Regions from separate parts of the Homo sapiens genome. Here region 2 is linked to region 1. The links are chromatin loops, found by intact Hi-C in ENCODE. Cell type or tissue: PC-9. All regions are shown on one strand. Links, peaks and the distances in the headings refer to the core of each region. The heading gives the core; the rest is flanking DNA.

The links. A loop is a pair of places that touch in the nucleus more often than their neighbours do. Peaks named below come from ENCODE experiments on the same cell type or tissue, not always from the same donor. Only the 100,000 strongest peaks of a DNase experiment are listed, where the experiment ranks them.
Region 2: it touches region 1 in a loop (20-fold over the local background); 20 of 110 quality-filtered maps call a loop at or near these places.

Annotation. Positions count from the first base shown.
Region 1 is chr12:25,128,927-25,133,926 of GRCh38, forward strand. The region is part of intron 9 of DNAI7 (dynein axonemal intermediate chain 7); the gene reads right to left. Among named protein-coding and RNA genes, the nearest start is that of DNAI7, 64 kb to the right of the region's middle. In PC-9, for the core only: CTCF peaks have their summits at 1,961 (motif pointing left) and 2,160; no DNase peak of the experiment used is centred there.
Region 2 is chr12:24,847,250-24,858,917 of GRCh38, forward strand. BCAT1 (branched chain amino acid transaminase 1) reads right to left here. Exons shown (of 11, transcript NM_005504.7): 6 at 2,537-2,700. Among named protein-coding and RNA genes, the nearest start is that of BCAT1-AS1, 33 kb to the left of the region's middle. In PC-9, for the core only: a CTCF peak has its summit at 5,411 (motif pointing right); a DNase peak (open chromatin) is centred at 6,522; H3K27ac peaks cover 987 bases.

The sequences.
Region 1 (5,000 bases), core at 1-5,000:
CTCCCCACTACATTTACAATAAAAGCCTAAATTCTCACTCTGGCCTGCAAAGCCTGACTTTATCTGGCTTCTGCCTCCCTTTCCAACTTTATTACATACCACTTTGCTTCTTGCCCATCATACATCAGTCGCTGGCCTTCCTTCTCACTTCTGTTTTATGACTTCTGCAATAATTGTGCCTGAAGACTATTTTTACCTTCATTTTAAATAGCTGATTCCTTCTTGTCATCTGGGTCTCGGCTAAATAATACCCCATCAAACAGGCCCTCCCTAACTACCCAATGTAAAGTCACTCCCAGTTTAATCCTGTTTAATTTGGTGCATGAATGATTACTATATGGTATTTTCTACTTTTTCTTATTTATTGTTGATTTCTCCTAACTTGTATGTAAATTATGAGAGAAGGAGCCTTATTTGTTCTTTAGCCATCCTCCCGAGGGCCAGAATGGTGCCTACCACATAGAGGTAGGCGTATGATAAATATTCAGTAAGTGAGTAAGGAAATGAGAACAACTCCCAGGGTATGACCTGGAAATGCACTGAAAACATACATTTGTGGCACATTAAAGGTTGTTGAATGTTAAGGAGCTCTGATGCTAGGTTTTTTATATAACTTATTCCCATGGATTTTTAATTTATCCACGATGATCACAAAACATCCCAAATTACTAAGGCTATTTCATGTCTCCATACTTTTCCCTCTGACCAGAATAACTTCCTTTCCTTCCTATCTAAACTTCTCCATGCTACACCAAAAGATTCAGCTCATGTTACCTCATGAGAGAAGACTTCCAATCTGTTCATTTGTTTTTATTTTGGGTTTATTTTTATTTTATTTTTATTTTTTTTTTTTGACATGGAGTTTCACTCTTACTGCCCAGGCTGGAGTGTAATGGCATGATCTCAGCTCACCGCAACCTCTGCCTCCCAGGTTCAAGTGATTCTCCTGCCTCAGCCTCTTGAGTGGCTGGGATTACAGGTACCTGCCACCATACCTGGCTAATTTTGTATTTTTAGTAGAGATGGGGTTTCTCCATGTTGGTCAGGCTGGTCTCAAACTCCCGATCTCAGGTGATCCCCCTGCCTCGGCCTCCCAAAGTGCTGGGATTATAGGCATGAGACACCACGCCCAGCCTATTTTGATCTCTTAACCCCCATGTAGAATCTCTCTCATTGCATATATTAGAAGATATGGTAACTGTTACTCTTCTAATCCACAAGATTGTTAGCTCATTAAAAACAAGAGCGTGTTGAATCCCTTATCAATAGCAGGTATTTGGTAAATGTTTGCCAATAACATATACATTACATATATAAAATATTTATATGGGCCGGGCGCGGTGGCTCACGCCTGTAATCCCAGCACTTTGGGAGGCCAAGGCAGGCAGAGCACAAGGTCAGGAGATCGAGACCATCCTGACTAACACGGTGAAACCCCGTCTGTACTAAAAATACAAAAAATTAGCCGGGCGCGGGGGCGGGTGCCTGTAGTCCCAGCTACTTGGGAGGCTGAGGCAGAAGAATGGCATAAACCTGGGAGGCAGAGCTTGCAGTGAGCCGAGATAGCGCCACTGCACTCCGGCCTGGGCGAAAGAGCGAGACTCCCTCTCAAAATAAAATAAAATAAAATAAAATAAAATAAAATAAAATAAAATAAAATAAAATATTTATGTTAAATCCTGTATATGTTTGCTTAAACTATCTTAAAGCCAGAGACTACTTTAACTTTTAAAAGTTCAAAGACCCACATACTATAATGCATGCCCCTTAGATCACTAATGTAGTTCTGAAGGTAATTCTCATTAGAAAAAAAATTTCTCACAAATGTGCTACACTTAAATTAGGCTTTTCTAAAAAGTTTGCATGATATAGTAATTGGGAAGACAGTATTACCCAATACCTATAATATTATTAGTATTACACATTTAAATGAACTAAAATGTGGTATTAAGAGCCCTCTAGTGGCAAACTTCTTGCTGTACTCATGAAAAAGAAAATGTGTACATCATCTAATGTAAGAGATTTAATTTTTTAAATGACCAAAATACTAAATACTTGTTATTTGTGATTACCTAACATATCAAACATAACTCATATGTTCTGGGCCATAATTGCCTGCATTATTATATCATACTTGCCTTGCATCAGTCTCTAAAGTCATTATAAAGATATAATGATGTAAGATTTATAATAAAATATGCCAACCTAAAATTGTGAGGTAAGCAGTTTACCCCCAACCAAAAAAAAAAAGCTGGAAAAATAGAGAACTTTTTTCTCTAAATCCAAAACATAGTTAAGTTTGCCTACTGATCTTACATGTAGTCCCTAATTTATACACATAGACAAAAAAGTTGAGTATCATGAATTTATATGGCAGTTTAAAACATTTAGAATACATTTTGTCACACACACAAATTGTGTTATGAATGAAATTTAGGGTTATGTTAGTTCTCCTGTAGCTGTGATTATATAGGAATACAAACATAACTTTACACTGTCTGTAAATATTGCTTCACACACACACTGAGTTCCAACTGGAATGGGAGGAGCACACCTTTCCTAAGGCTGAAGTAGTGACAGCAAGAGTCTTCCTATTACCACATACTATGCCGGATCACTAAAGGGGTGGAGGATCAGAACTGCAGAGGAGAGAGTCCCAAGAATCCCCAGTAACCAGCTTGCAGAATCCGTAAAGGTAGCAGAAGTGATCTCCAGCACACCCAACTGTAATGAAGAGGATCTTAAGTATCTCTCAAAAGACAGGATAACTTTGAGGAGCATAGTGGTTGGATTGCCCAATTTATGTAGGCTGCTCACAACAAATCAGACCCAAGTCAGGGCCTGCTTTTCATCATTTAAACATCCATTCATTCACTTCTTCCTTCCTTCATTCAATAAACATTCATTGAGCCCTTATCATGAGCTCTATGCTCTCTGCTTAAATATGAAGTCTCTCAAGAAATTCTTGCCCTCAAGATCATAATTTAGTGTTTAAGGCAACAATTATAATAATTAAACAGAATGACAAGAGCATAGTGGAGGGACATCTGATTTAATCTGAGGAGACGGAGGATTCTCTGGAGGTAAAATTTAAGGTAAGTCTTGAATGAAGACAAGTAGAAGTTAGGTACAGGGATTATTCGTGTGATGGGAGGAAGGGAATTTCACCTCAGCACAGAGGCTTATCATGAACGTTCCCCCTTTAAAGCCAAAATGGGAAATACATCGTTTCATTTCCTATGAGGAAAGTATTGCGTGTTCAGTACTTACTTATTGAAAATTCAAATAACACAATAGAGTATAGACAGTAAAAAAATCACTGATAATATACCACCATCCCATCCTTCTCACGTTCTTTCCCCCACCACCAAAAGATAGCCACTCTTTGGTAAAGAGGCCTCTAGATTTTTTCTGTGCATTCATAAAAACAGAATCATATTGATAATAGAGTTTTAACTTTAAAAAAAATTTAACAATACAGCTTAGGGATCTTTCTATAGAAAAGTATATAAATCTGTGTCATTTTAAATGATAAAATATCCAAATATCCAAACAAACTAGTGTTGTTTGGATACTTTACAATTATTTTAATTTGTGGACTGTTTTTGCTACTATAAAAAACTTCAATGAAAATCTTGGCACAATCATTTTTATTTATTTTGTTCTATTATTTTCTAATAATAAATTACTATAAGTTAAATCACTAATCATAGGCATGTTTACATGGTACCAAATAAGGACTGTACAGATTTACACTTCTAATAACGGTATGTGAAGACGCCTGCCTGCTCAATCTGATAGGAAAACAAATGACATCTTTTTTCTAATTTGATTACTTATTTGGTTCAGTACATTTTTGGCTAGTTGTATTTCTTTTCTCAGCTGCCTGCTCATGTCCTTTGCTTAATTTTATATTAAGAAATTGTCTTCTCACTGATGTGTACAAATTCTTTATATTGGGGTATAACCCCTTGTCATGTACGTTGAAATATTTTTCTTAGTCTGTTATTTGCCTTTCAGCTTTGTTTTATAATGAGGTTTATGGGGCTACACAAATATTTGAATCCAATCTCTTTTTCGTTCATGCTTTTGGTTTTGATGCACTGGTAAGTACGAAAGGTCTTCTTAGTAAAGATAATAAAATAAGTTTCCTATATTCTGTTCAAATACTTTCATTATTTTTATAATTTTTGAATAGTTCAGTTTGTTTTTATATTTAAAACTGTGATTTTTTTTTTTTTTTAGTCTTTAGGGTAAAGTGAGAATCGAAATTTCTTTTAAATCTTAGTCAACTGCCCCAGCACCAATTGTTATATCAAACTCATCCTGTCCATTCTCGACTTCGAGTTTCTTTTATATAGATATTACACTCCTATTTCTATCCATCATCTCTCATTCTTTTCCCCTAACAAATCCCATTAAATTATCTCTGTCTTCCTCTTTTGAGCTGCTGATTGTCTTTATAAATCTAGTGATTTTTGCTCCCTGCAGTCTACTCACACCTACGAAAGGCGGTTTACACTGTTCAGAATCTGTGGCAAGTATAGGCCCATCTGACAAGTAGTTTTGTGTTGGGGGATTCTTCGCTCTAAGCAGTCACCCACCACCCTTCCCCCTTCAGCACAGAAGATGGCTTCCCCCTCCTGCCCTGGCACACCTCACCAATACTATGGGGTTCTTCGGCTTCTGTGGAAATCATACATACTTCAGCATTATTCATATTAGCATTTTCAGAATGTTGTGGGGTTTTCAGCAGAAGGATAGAGCACAGATACATAAGCATAAGCGTCTACACATGTGTCTGTTGGGTGGTGGTGAGATATGTTCCTGGAAATGAGGGTGCTGAGTTAATGTTACTCTCACTTTCTAGGCAATCACCTGTCCCTTTCTAAATCCCATGGATATAAATCCTCCAGCCAGGTTCCTGTATCTACCATTCACACAATTCTTACCATTCACAGACTTTGGACAAGTTTTCATTGCCTTTTATAAAGTAAAAT
Region 2 (11,668 bases), core at 2,780-7,779, 280 kb before region 1:
GCAAGTACAAAGATTTCCCATATCCCTTTCTCCCCATCCAAATGAATAGTTTCTACCATTACCAATGCCTCACACCAGAGTGGTACATTTGCTGAAATTAATGAACCACATTGACATACCATTATCACCTGAAGTCTAGAGTTTTCATTAGTGTTCATTCCTGGTGTACATTCTATGGGTTTGGACAAATCTATAACGACATTTACGCACCATTATGACAGTTAGGTTTTTAAGCCAGGTCTTTCTGACTTCAAAGCTTGTACTCTTAAATGCAGAATCAGAATGCAAGGAAAAAAGAAAAAACTAAGAGAGATAATTTGTGTGTGTGTGTGCACGTGTGCATGTGCAAGAGAGAGAGAAAAAGAGAGAAAGAGAGAGAGAGTGACAGAAAGCCTTATTCCTCCCAAATTAACCAAGGAATCACCTGGAACTAAAGCTGTTTCTACAGTGCAAGACCTTTCTCTAGCTCAGTGCTTCTCAAGCTTGGCTGCATGCTAAAGAATCCTGATGCTCAGTCTCTGCCCTAGATTCACTTAGATAGAAAGCAGAAAGTTCTTGACTTTATGAGACTCAATAGTTATTTAATAATACCAGTTGACTACAGGTGTCAAGGGTAACTGTTGACTTAATTAGGTTTACAGATGTAATAATACACAAAACTAAAGTTGACTCCAAATGTCTTTGCCAACTCAACAGGATAATATTAAATGCGGAATATTTTGTTCCCCTTGTACCTCTCCAGGTCAGAAGCATAGGAGGAGACGGCCCTAGAACTTTTTGGAAGTGATAGGCATATAGGTTAAATGCCCATCCTTTTGGTTACCACCTTCCCTCTTGCCATTTTTAATTTATGAGTTCAATACTTTCTTCTCCGGTCTCTTCCTTTCCTAAGAGATTTCAAGTCAATTTCCATGGATCATAGTCCACCTGAGCCTAATGAATCAAATATTTTTATAATAGATTTTATTATTTTAGAGTACTTTTAGATTCACAGAGAAATTGAGCAAAAGGTAACAGAATTCCCCTATTATACCCCTTCCCGAACACCCTCTCAGTTTTTCTTCTTATTATCATCTTGCATTAGTGTGGTCCACAAGTCCACAGTTTACATTAGGGTTCACTCTGTGTGGTACTGAAAACATTAATTTTTAACTGGCCTACAGTGATCATGTATTCTGCAATAGTGCATTAAATCATTGTTTACAAAATAAATTACAACCTGCCCAAATACCGGTTAATAAAGATTGCCCTGCAATTTCTGTGTCCCCAGGTTATCTTTTTCCTAAACAGGTCGGGGAGCTAGAAAGCAATATTTTAAACAGGGAAACTTTTTCCTTATTACTTTTCATCAAGACTGTTTATTTACTCTCTATATATGGTATATATATGGTATGCAGTGGTACATAGGCACATGCTCTGCGAAGAAGTTTGAACCAGTAAAAAAAGAAATCAAGAGTCAAAAAAAGGAGTTTTCAACCTGGCTAGCCTAGGACACAGGAAGGTGTGCTCTAAGCCAGAAGGAGAATAGACTTCCTAGTTTTAATGCACTCCATTTGGATTTCTCTACCCATTGAGGGAATGCAGTTGCTAAAGTTGCCAGTGGGGATGACTTTTATAACCGTTCTTTTTTAATTTGGGTAGGTGAGGAGAGAAAAGAAAAAGGAAATACAGCAAGACTACAGAGGGGTCAAAGCCAGTGGTCATTGCCTCTAATACCCCAGCAGCACGTCATGTGACTCTCCCCTGCCTCCTGGACCTAAATGTCCTACCAGGGCCCACAAGACTGCCATGGAGTCACCTTCTAGGACAGCTGCTGCCCTGAGTATGCAAACAGCACCATTTGATACATGCAAAGCAAGAACCCATGCTGCTTAAACCAGTTATTCTCGTTCACCCATAGGGGCATTCCCAACTCATGGCCAAGTCCACCCCTGAAATCGTCCAACACTTTTCAAATGCTCTTTTATTTCCTGCCAGCTACATATGGCCTATGAGACTGGCCTGACAGAGCCAAAGCAGGGCTGTCCCGCAGCCAGTTGGCAGCAGGTGTGGCCACAATCTGTGGCAATGAAGACAGCACTTCAGTGAAGCGGGCACCTTCCCCAGACATGACTCCCTGGAGCCAACTGAGAGCCTGGGTCCCAGGACCAGATGCTTTTTAATGCCAGCCGTCAGCCTGCAGCCAGAGACCAGCGCCCAGGGGAAGTTTATCCAAAGCACCGATGTGATGCTTGTTGTAGTTTCTTACTTCAGTTCTTCCCTAGATATCATATCCAGTGTTTCTCCCTTACAAAGGGCCATGGGCTATCCTTTAAACTAGCACATCTAAAAGCGAGGGCACTGAATTCATACTGCGTTTATATAGGAAAAGCTACTACAGCTGGCTTGCTGAAAGATTAAACTGAAAATTAACCATGAAACACAATGAGCATTAAAGTTTGAAAAGTATTATATGTGTTCATACTGAAGTGAAATGGCACTAACTAAATGGTCATGAAGGTGTCTTTCCTTTAGACAGAGACACAGATTTACTTACCCTCCCATCTTGCAGTCCCCAGTTCCACCTTTCCAGGCTCTTACATACTTGGGATTGGCCCACAGGGACACTGGATTAAAGGTTCCACTTGAAAAATAAGGTCCCACTGGGCTCAAGAGTACAAAGAGCAGGGCTTTGGTAGGCTTCTTGACTCCAAGAGAAGGCTGCAACAAAGTAGAAGTACATACAACTGTAACTTAAAATGTGGACACCAGTCTTAAAGTCTAGAATAGATTTATATCTGTCTCCCAGAAGAAGCCATCGAATTACAGGAGCTATTACCATACTTTTAAAATTGAGTTACACAAAGCCTAGTGGTTTTTAAGAAGGAAATCCTGAGAATGGAGTACATACATTTCATTTTGCTTTGCTTTCTGAGTTGTTAGGATTTTAGCAAAAAAGCTAGATTTGTCCATTTTTGCGTGTTAGTAGGGTTTTGGAGGACAGACATATTTCTAACAACTATCTATATAACACCTTTCAAGGTTGCATGATTGGGAATTGAGAAAGGGGAGAACCTAGACATGGTTTTAGGCTTTGGGGGGTAAAATATAATATTTACTTCTCTAACTCATCCTTCTGTTTCATAGCCTAAGTGACTGCTTCAGGACATGGCAGGGTCTTCAGCAGGTGGTAGGTGCAGGCGAATGTGTCATTAGCACACCTGCCCACATCAACTAGCAGGTAGCAAGAGTGCAATTTCAACAGAGGGATAAGTACTGTTAAATCAAGTTTAGCCTACAGCTGCCTCATTACATTTTAAGCTCAGCTTAAAGGTTTCTTTGCACATCATGAACTATAACCTAAGTGGACATTATAAACAGATGGTAGCCTACTCTTGTGCCAATTACTGAGTTTTGGCCAATCAAACGTGGCCAACTGTTCAAACCATGTTCAAATAAGGCAAACGCTGAGTTATAACCAATTCAGCTGTTTCTGAATCTCTTTTCTGTTTCCTGTATGTCACTTTCCTTCCTCTGTCCATAAATCCTCTTCCACCATGTGGCTGCACTGAAGTCACAGGGACTACTCTGGATGGGAAGGCTGCCCGAATTGAGAATGGTTCTTTGCTCAATTAAAAACTTTTAAATTTAATTCAGCTGAAGTTTTTTTATTTAACAATATCTTCAAAAAAACAGGGAATGAATGACTTATAAATAACAAAGATAGAAGACCATCTTTCCCACAAACACTGTAAAGCCAGAAGCCCACAATGCAAAATCATGCCAATTCCTCCATCACAAGAGCAGTTATAAATAATTAGGGTTCATTGTTTATTAAGGAAGAAAACTGAGAGACCCAACGTTTTGAAGGCTACATATTAAGGTAGAAATGATCACTGGGCTATCCTCAGCAATATAAGACCACATGAAGTAAAAAAACAAGGCAGGACTCTTAGGTTAAGAGCTTCGGGATATAAACCACTTGTGTCCAATCTTCACTAGAGCCTGGTCTACCTGGATAGGAATGGGGATCTGTCAGGAGAAGAAAGAGAATCTTTACAATAGAAGACTCAACTTCAGCTGATTTTGTGGCTTTGTAATGTTTCTGGAGGGATATTTTTATCTGAACTTCAATTAAACTTCCCCTTACTACCCATTGCCCCACCATCCCTCACCCACTGCTCAACACTCAGATCACCAAAATCAGGCAGGTAAAATATTCATGAGCACAAAAAAATGTGTTTACACAAGCACACACCAATGCCATCTGAAAGGCATGTCACCTTAGGAAATGGGAAGGTAATTTCATTAGCATTCCATGGGAACATGACGACCAAAGGGCCTGGGTGGCCACAACAAACCTATGATGGTTGATGGAAGACTATGTTAGAGAAATCCGTCAGCAAGCAACAACAGGTTTTGATTGTTAGCTTGTGTTTGTTCTTTAACAGAGACTGAAGATTAAAGGAGGACCATCCTACCAGTAAAGGATAAAGCGCCTTAAAGCTTCATTTGCCTTTTTGGGTTTCATTGTTTGGGAGGAAAAACCTAAGCATAATACACACACCCGCTTTTCTTCCCAGCTACGATAAAACTTAACCATCTTATCTCTGCACTTTTATTTAACCTCTCAGTTAAGAAATGACACCTTCATTTCATGGGTGCCTTGAAGCAGAACATGTTAGATTTTTTTAACAAATCCTATGATACGGTTTGGATTTGTGTCCCTGCCCATATCTCATGTCAAATTGGAGGAGGGGCCCAGTGTGAGATGATAGGATCGTGGGGGTGAATTTCCTCCCTGCTGTGCTTGTGAGAGTGAGTGAGTTCTCCTGAGATCTGATGGTTTAAAAGTGTGTGGCACTTCCCCTGTGCTCTCCCTCTCCTGCTGCCATGAGAAGGTCCTTGCTTCCCTTTCACCTTCTTCCACTGTATGTTTCCTGAGGTCTCCCAGTCATGCTTCCTGTTAAGCCTGCAGAACTGTGAGTCAATTAAACCTCTTTTCTTCATAAATTACCCAGTCTCAGGTAGTTCTTTATAGCAGTGTGAAAATGGACTAATACACCCTAGTGATGAGGAATTTAGAGAAGCTTCTTAACATAATTTAGAGATATAATATGCTGGCATCATCTCAATAATTTACCTAGCTTCTAAGTTTCTGAATAGAATAGCTTATTTGTGGACAAACTAATAGCATTTTAATAGCTATCACAAAAATGGCTGGGACTTTTTTCACTCCAAACTAATGTATTTTATGCAAACTACATTATACTAAAAGAAGTAACAATAACGTGTTATGAAAATTTTTTCCTGAAATAAATTTCCCCTGGTTCATTTTCTTCTCCTGATTTTGACAGGTAAATTTGCATTTTATTCCACTAGGTGGTAGTATACAGAGCACAGATAGAAAATGGAATAATTCTGTACATTAAATCCATTTGTAGAAAAAAGGTCTTGATAAACCTCTAAGTAATATTTTTATTCTTAGCAAGCAGGTAAATTATAGACTATAACTTTTCAATGCTGAGAGAAAATGTGTTTATGTATACTAATACTTTATTTTCTGCAATTTAACCAAGGTCAATTCATGTTTTACAAGTACTTCAAGTACTGGTGTTGATCACAGACTAGTCACCTTCATCCTCAAATGATTACTTACACCAATTCATTGTCTTTTCATGAATAAAACTGTGATTTCACTGAAAATGGTCACAGTGCTTTAAGACAATGAATAAGATCTAACACTAGGCAGAAAGAGAGGAAGAGAGCTTTATGATTGGGTCTGTTTCTATGCTTAGGAGTCATTATTTTTTTCTATGTTTCAATTATCCCTTCTAGCCTGAAAAGCAATCTAAATTCTGTGCTACTGTTAAGAGTATTTTATTATGAACTGTTATACAAAAAAAGGTAACTGCACTCATATGTTTATCACAGCCCTGTCCACAACAACAAAGACATGGAATCAACCCAGGTGACCATCAATGGTGGACTGAATAAAGAAAATGTGATACATATAAACCATGGAATACTATGCAGCCATAAAAAAGAATGAACTCATGTCATTTGTAGCAACACAGCTGCAGCTGGAGTCTCTCTATCCTAAATGAATTAACACAGAAACAGAAAACCAAAATATCACACGTCCGCACTTATAAGTGAGAGCTAAGCATTAGGTACATATAGACACAAAGATGGGAACAATAAACACTAGGGATTCCAAAAGAGGGGGAGGGGAAAAGTGTTTAGAAATACTACCTATAGTGTACTACGTTCACTACTTGGGCAATGAGATCCTTAGAAGCTAAAATCTTTGTATCACAACATATACCCATGTAACAAACTTGCACATGTAACTCCTGACTCTCACATAAATTTTTTTTAATTAAAAAAAGTCAATTAACTTGTTTCACACAAGAGTATTTTATTATATAATATTAAACAACTACAAGCAAAATCCCACGATGATAAGTTCAGTCATCTGATTAAATAAAGCAAAAGCCACATAAATAATGAGAACATATGGATGACAATAGCTGATGAATTGTGTGAGTCAATTTCGATGAGTCACATTCCTTATAAACACTTTAACACTTTGGCTTTTTACTCTACTAGCTTCCTGGAATATTCAAATACATGAGGAATTAAAAGGGGCTTTAAAAAAAAACATGAAAAATGAGAAACATAAAATTTCAAATGCAGCATATTTAACTTCTCAAGAGACCACATTGACTTTGAAGCTGAAATGATGATGTGTTTAAAAAAATAAAGACTTTTTTTACTTCACGAGCTATACCTCACAAATACATGGCAAATACATATACAAGGGTTTTTAAATACATGGATATGTTGCATAGAAGGACAAGACACTGAGTGTGATGGAAAATAAAAAGACATGTCACAGAGAAAATCATCACTTTCCTCTGATCAGTCAGAAATTACTTTATCAAAAGGCAGGATTTCAGAGGTGATTTGAATGACGGCAGGAAAGAGCTCAGTGAGCTGAGAAGAGTACTATTAGCCTATGTTTTGGCCTAGAAGCCAGAGAGGCACAGCAGCATGTGCAGGCTTGAGAATAATTCTGCCTAGGCAAGGCAGATGAGAGGCAGAAGAAATAAGATAATTGGAAAAGACAGAAGAACATTTTTCCTAAAGCAAGACAATTTTTTTTTTAATTTGAAGAGTAGCCTGTTTTCTTTTTTAAAAAACTACTGCCAGTTGTTTTGAAAGAAGTTTAAATTGTTAAAGGGGAAAATAGTAAAGAATACTGGACTAAGGGGTGCTTCAAGGGAGAGCTCAGCGGTCCATACAGGGCTTGAATGCTGTGAGGGTCAGGAAAGCGAGGGCACTGAATTCATACTGTGTTTATATAGGAAAAGCTACTATAGCTGGCTTGCTGAAAGATCAAAAAATAATAATAACCCCCAATAGTATGCATTGCTTTTTGGCTCCAAAATATTTCACTGTCATTATCTCATACAACAGAACAATTCAAAAAGTTATAATTCCTATTTTTAGGTTGAGGAAACTGAGGCTTCAAACAATTTGCCCAAATGTCATGGTTATTAAGTTCTAGTTCTTCTCCTCTTAATCCAGAGTTATTTCATACTTTACCAAAGCTTGAAAAAAATATTAATAAAGTACCCAAGATCTCCTTACTTTAAGAGAGTTCCAACTGGTATCTAGCTTTCTTCCCGCTGAGCCTTCACCCATAGTGAGACACAGCGGGGATACCTCTTAGGGACCTGCTGAGTGCCCCCCGCCCCTGAGCATAAAAATAAAGGAACAGCTTGAGTTCCTTCAAGAGAAAGTCCAGTCATCCTGCTAGCCTTGAGAAGTAAATGAGCAACTCGATAAGCAAAAAGGGAAACAGTAGCTTAAAATAATCACCAAGGAGGTCAGAGTCAGAAGATGTTTGGTTTCCTATAGAAACTAAAGATAACATCTTAACAGATGTTCCAGAGTTGTTTTTCAGAACCTGGATCACCATCATATGGATCCTCCAGACCACAGATAACGAGGGAACTGAGACAACTCTGGACATACTGGCTATGAGGTAGCCCTGCTCCGCAGGAGCAGTTAAAAAAAAAAAAAAAGAAAGAAAAAAAAAAGAAAAGGAATTGAGGACTGAATTATCACCATTCTTTGTTTTCCATTTTGTTTTTTTAGATGGAGTCTCAAGTCTCGCTCTCTTGCCCAGGGTGGAGTGCAGTGGCGCAATCTTGGCTCACTGCAACCTCCACCTCCCAGGTTCAAGCGATTCTCCTGCCTCAGCCTCCTGAGGAGCTGGGATTACAGGCGTGCACCACCACACCCGGCTAGTTTTTGTATTTTTAGTAGAGATGGGGTTTCACCATGTTGGCCAGGCTGGTCTCAAATCCCTGACCTCAAGTGATCCACCCTCCTCAGCCTCCCAAAGTGCTGGGATTACAGGCGTGAACTACCACGCCTGGCACCATTCTTTGTCTTAAATTTCTTTCTGAGAAGTCTGGAGGAAGTCCGCCCATGGGCCAGACCTAACATTCCTTTCTGCTGATTCCATCTTTATTTTTTTTCTTTTTCTTTTTTTCTTTTTTATTTTTTTTAGAGACAGAGTCTTGCCATGTTGACTAGGCTGGTCTTGAAATCCTGGCCTCAAGTTACCCTCCTTCTTCAGCCTTTCAAAGTGCTGAGGTTACAAGCATGAGCCACCACACCTGGCCTGCTGATCCCATCTTTAGACAAATATCCCCTTCCTTAAACAATGTGCAAATCAGAAAATATTTGGATTTACCTGTAACCTGTAAGCCCCTACTTCAGGATATCCCACCTTTTTAGGCCAAACCAATATATGGCTTCCATGTGTTGATTGATGCCTTTGCCTGTAACCTCTGCACCTTACATGTAAGCCACTGTGGAGTTCAGGTCTTAAGCATGAGCTCCCTGATTCTGTTTGCTTCTTGACCTGCAAATAAACACCCTCCTTTCTCCCACTGTAAAACCCCGGTGTGGATGATAGAGCTTACTGCACTGGGTGAAATAGCCTTCACCCTCTACACACCCCACGCTCAAACCATACTGAACCCCTTCCATTGCTCCTCACTTTCCTACTTCCATATGCTCTACTGCACTACTTCCTCTGCCTGGAACACTCTCCTTCCAATGCCCTCCTATTATGGGTTGAATTGTGTCCCTAAAATTCCTATGTTGAAATCCTAACCCACGGTGTGACTGTATTTGGACATCGGGCCTTTAAAGAGGTAATTAAACTTAAATGAAGACATGAAAGTGAGGCCTTAATCCATAGGCCTGCTGTCCTTATAAGAAGAGGAAAAGACACCAGAGATAGCTCCCTTGGCCAGATAGAGGAAAGGCCCAGAGAGGACATAGGGAGAAGGTGGCCATCTACAAGCCAGGAGAGCTCTTACCAGAAATCAGCTTTACAGGCACCCTCATCTTGGACTTCTAGACTTTGGAGCAGTGAGAAAATAAACACCTGTGGTTGAAGCTGCCTAGTCTGTAATATTCTATTATGGCAGCCCTAGCTAGCCACAGGATAGAATGCAGGCCTAGGAATCCTACAAATCTGGTCTTCAAGCTGGCCCGCAAACTGGTCAGTTACAAACTTTTCTGCAGGTCCCTGAAACAAAAACTGGATGAAGTTTCCCTCTCGTCTTGTTTTATGTCCTTGAAAGCTTGACCTTGTAACCACGTGGGGGTACTTTCTCCTGATCTCTGCCATCCAGAGGGTGTGAATTTTGGGGTTCCTGTCAATTAGTCCTAAAAATTATCTTGAGCAGTTAAAAGCCTTTGCAAGCTCAAAATTGGCTGCTCTAGGCTCCTTCTCGGAGGAGCAATGGAGACTGTGCAGTACTGCAGCTCAGTAACTAAGGCTTTGCTATTTCACAGTGGTGGCCTGGATTCAATTCCTAGCTTCGGGAATGAGTCCTTTCTGGTTTGATATCTATGTGACCTTTGCCATTTATTAATTATCTTCCCCTCATGAACAACTTCTGACTCCCTGTCTTGAATCTTCCTTTCTCTGAGCTATGTTTGGAGGTTCCAGATCTTGTAAAAACTGCTTACCACCTCTTTGAAAATACCTCCCACACCTGTGGTTAAATCATAACCTTAGTTAAGGCTTATTGGTTTCACCTGGGAGGTTACTTTTGGTAAAGTTCAAAAGCCAGAAATATTAGCTGTTTGTCCTGGCTAGAGTCTGATAATAAGAGATTTGGTTAAAAGTCAGCTTAATTAAAAGTGATGTCCAAGATTATCTATCTATCTATCTATCTGGCAGGTTTTATATTGATTTTTTTCTAGATAAAAGTTTTTTCTTCTCAGTCAACTGAATTGTTTTTCTCATTTTGTTTTCTTGCCACTCTTGATGCCCACATTGAGAGGACCTAAGATCATTTCTAACAGCCTGGGCTTCCTTAGAAAAAACTGAGGGAGCACCACAGGCTCCATTTTGGGAAAAATCTGTTTTCCTCATGGAACCCCAGGAATTGAAGGCAAGCAAATCCCTCTCAAAATCCAAGGCATTGCTCTGATTTGCATTGTGTTACCTAATGTTTTTTACTTGTAGGGGTATCAGAAATTACTTTGCATTATGGGAGAGCTTTTAACCTTGGTGTGTAATAACTAGGCAGGAAATATGCTTTAAGGGAAGGCTAATAGCAGTTATAGGGGAATACCCCACTCTGTGCACGTTTGGATCAGAGAAGCATGCTCTTGGCCACCTAGAAGGTATGGAAACATTCTTCTACACCTTCCAAAACTCCCAGAGGGGATGGGCTGATTCCCTCTTTTTGGGATCCAGAATCCAATATAAAAATGAGATCTGTAATTTTGGGGAATCTGTTTTGCCTTCTAACTGCACCTGTTTATTAGGCCCCAGAAACTGCATGTTTTCCCGGCTCTGTCCCCACACGTTGCTCCACCCTGAAGCCAGTAATCCAATTAAGATTCTTAAAAGCTGGCAAATGAAAAAATTAACAGCTACTGGGTCTTCTGTCTGTGTATTTTTGTGTGTTGTATGTGTGATATGCATAGAAAAGAGCTCTAATTAATTGGCTTGAAAAATAAGCACTTAAATTGAATATTTTGTCAGAAAAATAAAAACTTTAACACCTTTTAATTCATGGGACTTTAATAATCTTTGGGAAATAAAGAGAATCAAATATATTGGTAAAATAAAAATGTCTTCAAAATTTAGACATCTGGTCTAAATTAGGTCAGATTAAATTAGATTTGCTGAATGCTTCAATGCCATAAACTGCTTCTTTAACTTGATAATTGTTCAACTCACCTGCTTTGGAGCCATTAGATTCTAGGTAGGGCCTGGGGACATGTGGAGTTGGCCATGCCCCCTAGCTATGCTGGAAAGACTCAGACCTTATCTGCACTTCTGTCTGGCGTCCTAGGCTCCACACCTGGTACATAATTAAAACCACTTATTTATCAGACTTTTCACCAAATATAAAAGTTGCTAAGAGTTAACATTGTAGCACATGTAATTGAGGCTACCAGAGAAACAGTGTTACCTGCAAGGCGTGTAAGGAAAATAGAATGTGTTTTTGGTAAAAGATTATAAGAAGGCATGGGAATGTGGTCTTATTGCCTAGTTTACAGAGTTAAAAGACTGTTTTAAGTTACATAGGATAAAGCTAAAGGTTTGAGTAAGTTGTGGGAGGTCAGTGAAAATTAATCT